2 separate regions of the Mus musculus genome follow, and region 2 is linked to region 1. Evidence: chromatin loops called from intact Hi-C (ENCODE). Cell type or tissue: heart. All regions are shown on one strand.

Region 1 (2,500 bases):
ACAGACCATCATAGCAGGGAAGACATGACAGCCAAGTTATGAAGCCTTTGATGACTACGTTACATATGCAGCCAGGAATCAGAGAGAAATGAACCCTCTCACACTATCTTCTATGTGTTCTGTGCCATCACTCCTTAGGGGACCAGAGGGTCCTTTACAGTCCCATCCCGAGTCACCCTCACTGCTGTAAAAGTCCATAATCTAATCTACCCTTAGGGGATTAAAGTGATTTAGGAAAGCAACCTGGGCCACCAGCTTGGGACCCAGGATGGGGCCTTCCCACTTACTCATTATTAAGACTGATAGACTAATAATTCTATACCACGTGGGCAAGCATTTCCTACGAGCCATTCCTATATCTTGTTCCTCAATACCCCCAAGTTTGTAGTCTATGGCACAGAGAGCATGGATTGAGGTGTTTTGTCTTGTTTTGTTTAGATTATTTTATGTATGCGAGTACACTGTTCCTCTCTTCGGACACCCCAGAAGAGGGCATCAGATCCCATTACAGATGGTTGTGTGTCACCGTGTGGTTGCTGGGAATTGAACTCAGGACCTTTGGAAGAGCAGTCAGTGCTCTTAACCGCTGAACCACATCTTCAACCCAGAGAGTGAGTTTTGACAGCTGGACAGTGTGTGGTTGTAAAACATAGTTCATTTTCCTGGGTTTGGGATAGCCTTGAGAAACAAAAAGGGTAAGCCTGTGGTCACCGAGCACTCTGTAGTTCTGGATAGAGGGTCTCATTCCTGAATCACCCTCTGTGCTGTGAAAGTTCCTAATTCCATAATGGAGGAGTTGCAGAGGTCATGGAGAGATCCCGTCCTTAATATGACTCAAAGCTTCATTATGCCAAGGAATGCTCTCTCTCAGGGCAGTGTTCTATAACGAGGTCAGCACATTTCGCCACAAAGCCCAGATCCTGGAAATATCTGAGTAATACCAGTATCATGTCTTCACGGGGGTGACATAGTCTCCTATCCGACCCCTAGGAGTGCAGACCGCCTGATCTCAAGCGCTTTGTCTCCTCCGGGTGCTTTTCTCGGTTAACTACCCAGTCATCTCCTTCTGCAGCCAAGAACAATCTTGGTCTGCATCTTTGCTTTCCAGTCAGGAAGGGTGGTGCAGCTCAGTCCTGTCTGACACATGCTGCTGATTCACTATGGCTCTAGGGAAATCCCTCCTTGCTATTTTATTAGAATATGAATCTGGTAGCAGGGGTCAGATTTCAGTTCGGTTTGTAAAAGCACAGTGGAAACACTCATGTGGTTAAGCCTGAGGGTGGATAGATATGTATTTCTTTCATGTGTTTTGTTTAGGGACAGTGTCTCGCATGGAGTCCAGGCTGGCCTCAACCTCATAATCCTCCTGCCTCAGCTTCCCAAGTGTTCTCTTTTGTCTCTCTTTTATTATGCTATGAGACTAAGAACTATCAAGGACACCTTGTTCTCAAAGGCCCAAGCATGAAGAATTTATGAAATTGGAAGCCAGTTTGCAAGTAAGGATATATTGAGGCCTTGGTTGAGCTGTTTTTTTTTTAAAGGAATTTTTAAATTAAAATGTCAAATACCAACTGATTATTTAATTGTGGTATTTTGTTCATATATGTCACTATATTTGTATTGAACCATCTCTCCCACTGTCCCCTTTCCTCTCTGACTCTGTCCTTGTTGTTCTCAGCCTGAAGAGTCAGGCATAAACTCAGAAGGGGATAAAAGATAGAGTCACATCCAGGTCTCTGGTCAACAGGGGCAGGCTGTGTGAGGCCATTCTGGATTCACTGTCACTCGGAGGGATCCCCTCCTCAGAACATACTCATAGAGTGAGAGAGATAATTTGACAGACCCTGTGGTAAGATTGCTATGGTGGGAAATGCTCAATGCTTGGTCTCCAACTGCTGGTGCCATCTGAGTTTGTGCAGAGGTGAAGCTTTGCTGAAGGAAGTGGACCACTGGGAACAGAACTGGGATTCTGTAGTCTGGCCCCACCAGCTCCTATGCTCTCTGCTTCCTGACTACAACACAATGTGACCAGCTGCCCCTCACTCCTGCTGCCAGGGCCTCCCACCATGAAGGCTTTATCCCCTCAACCGATGGTCTATAATTCACTCTCTGTCCCTCAGTAGCATCTTGTTGGCTATACTGTCTTAGCAGCAAAGAAAATGATACTGCAGTTGTGATAGCGCATCCATTAGAGAGTCGGAGGCACAAGAATTGGGGTTTGGGGCTCTGGCAATGGGATCCTGCTGCTACACATAATGAGAATGAGGATGGCCGCCAACTGGCCCATTCACCCAACAAGTGTGCGACACCTTGAAGGTTCTGGGGCAGGAGATCGAGGTTAACCAATAAAGGGAGTGTCTGCTCCCAAGGGTTTGCTCCATAGTCCAGCAGGGAGCTCTGGGAAATCATAGAATTGCTAAGAAAAGACAAACAAGGGCTAGACAATGCAGCATCCTGGAAGAGCCAAGGGGGCTTCCTGGAAGCCTAGATGTCTACGTAT
Region 2 (2,500 bases), 100 kb after region 1:
ATATGATCGACCCAGCATCACTGAGCCAAGGCTGCTAATAGTTGTATGCCTTTTACACACACACACACACACACACACACACACACACACACACACACTCCACAGTGTCCTTGAACATAACACTTTTGAAGATGGCAGCTGGGGTTGGAGAGAGGACATTGATTAAGAGGGCATACTGTTCTTCCAGAGGACCTGAATTCTGGTCCCAGTCTCGTTCAGGGGGATCTAGTGCTTCTGACCTCTGTGGGCACCTGTATATATGTGTGTACACACAATTAAAATAATATGTATTGCCGGGCAGTGGTGCACACCTTTAATCCCAGTACTTGGGAGGCAGAGGCAGGTGGATTTCTGAGTTCGAGGCCAGCCTGGTCTACAGAGTGAGTTCCAGGACAGCCAGGGCTATACAGAGAAACCCTGTCTCGAAAAACAAAAAAGCAAAACGAAAAAAATGTATTTTAAGATGTATATGTTTATTTATATATCTGTATGTATATCTATATGTATTCTATATATGTATATGCATCTCATGTGTATATATTTCATATATATACACACATATGTGTATATATATACATGTGTATACATGTATATATGTATGTATATACATATATATACACACACATATATGTATGTATATATACACACATATATATTTATGTATGTATGTGTGTGTGCAGGCACTCAAGTGCCATGGCACACACCACACGTGGAGGGTCACTTTTGGGGATCAGTCGTCTCCTTCCGCCATGGGTTCTGGAGTTGAGGTCGTGAGAGTTCAGTGACAAACACCTTCACTCTTAGTTGCTGGGCCATCTTGCTGGTCAATGTCAGGTGTCTTTCTCAATCATATCCCACTTTATTTTCAAGACAGGCTCTCTCACGGAACGCCAAGTTCACCAGTCAGCTAGGCTGGCCAGCCAGAAATGCCCAGGGTCCTTCTGTTTCCGCCCCTGCAGAGCTAGCATTACAGGTGTGCTTGGCCTGCCTAGGCCTTTTGAGTGGATGCTCTGGATGAGAACTCAGGACCTCAGGCTTGTGTAACAAGAACCTCACCTGCAGAACCTTCTCTCCAACCTTCCAAGGCCCCCCTTCTCTCCTTTATTGTGTCACCTTCTTAGCCACTGTTTCCAAAGCCCGTCAGTGCTAATGTCCCCCTGGCCTGAGTTGTGGGTTTCTCTGACCCAGGATCTCTCCCTGAAGACTTCAATCAACAATAGCACACTGCTCGGTGTGTATTTGTGCAAGGTCAGCGGAAATTGCCAGCTCCCGTACCATAGCGGAGCCAAGTCCTGCCTGAAGAATCCAAAAGGTTTAAACTGGAACTGCTACATTGGGTTCAGACTGAGCTCTGCTGAGGAAGCAGGATGTAAAATCCTGGGGAGCCCACAAACCCCAGAATGATACCTTGTATAAGCTTTGGCCTGACTCAGAGCTTGAACAGCCAGCTACACTGTTAACAGTCGGAGTTTCCAAAGCGAACACAGGACCACCTGCCTGGTTGATGGTCCATTGGCCCCCAGCTTGTGGAATTTGTGAAACAGCTCCCTCTGCCGGGCTACTACTGCATTTAATGCTTTCTGTGTCAGAACTTGGGAGAAAATAGATGGACCTGGAAAGTATTACCTTAAGTGAGGTAAAAGAGTCAGAAAGACAAAATCACATGTGCCCTCACTCCCTCCCTCCCTCCCTCCCTCCCTCCTTCCCTCCCCCCCCCCGACCCCCAGATCCTAGCTTATGATGTTTCTGTGTGTGTATAAGTGAGGCTGAGTGTGGATAGAAAGTAGATGAAAGAGAGGAGAGAAGCAGGGGGAAGGTGCTGAGGAAGGATGGAGCAGAAGGCAGCAGAAGGCAGGAGACAGAAAAGCAGAAGCGGGTTATGGGGAGTGGGTGGACGGGTGCAAGGGAAGTCAGGCAATGGGCAAGAAGAGGGAAACAACAAAATTTAAAACAAAACAAAACACATGAACAATTGTTTTGACAATGCCACAATGATGCCAGGCGTGGTGGTGAAGGCTTTTAATCCTAACACTCAGGAGTCAGGGGCAGCCAATATCTGTTAGTTCAAATCTAGCCACATGAGAACTTATTTTTTTAAATGTTATAATGAAACCTAATACCGCATGTGCCATATATATATATATACATATATATGTATATATATATGATATGATATATTTAGTTGAATATATATATATTCAACTATAAAAAATCACTAGTTACCAACTAAGAAACTGGCTGATAGAATTAATGAGTCAAGTAAAGTGTCTGAAATGAGACCACTAGGGGTGTTTCGGTGGGGGCTCTCTGGGATTTTGCAAATCCTTTCTGGGTGGTCCCTTACCCCTCTGCTTCTAGGTCATCCATCACTGAAGAAAAAGAAGCAGCAGCCCTGACCCAGGAGGTTCAGGATGATAGAGTTTCAGCATCTTCTAGGAACAAATACAACCCAAAATTCACCTCTATGGGAAGCTGACATGTGTGAGAGGGTAACGGTGTC

The links. Hi-C counts contacts between places; a loop is a spot of excess contacts. Peaks named below come from ENCODE experiments on the same cell type or tissue, not always from the same donor. Only the 100,000 strongest peaks of a DNase experiment are listed, where the experiment ranks them.
Region 2: it touches region 1 in a loop (2.1-fold over the local background); 3 of 42 quality-filtered maps call a loop at or near these places.

The regions. Positions count from the first base shown.
Region 1 is chr5:74,895,858-74,898,357 of GRCm38, reverse strand. No RefSeq gene overlaps it. Among named protein-coding and RNA genes, the nearest start is that of Gm52779, 47 kb to the left of the region's middle. In heart, no CTCF peak of the experiment used is centred here; a DNase peak (open chromatin) is centred at 1,047; H3K27me3 peaks cover 128 bases.
Region 2 is chr5:74,795,617-74,798,116 of GRCm38, reverse strand. No RefSeq gene overlaps it. Among named protein-coding and RNA genes, the nearest start is that of Lnx1, 94 kb to the right of the region's middle. In heart, a CTCF peak has its summit at 1,526 (motif pointing left); no DNase peak of the experiment used is centred here; H3K27ac peaks cover 518 bases; H3K27me3 peaks cover 720 bases.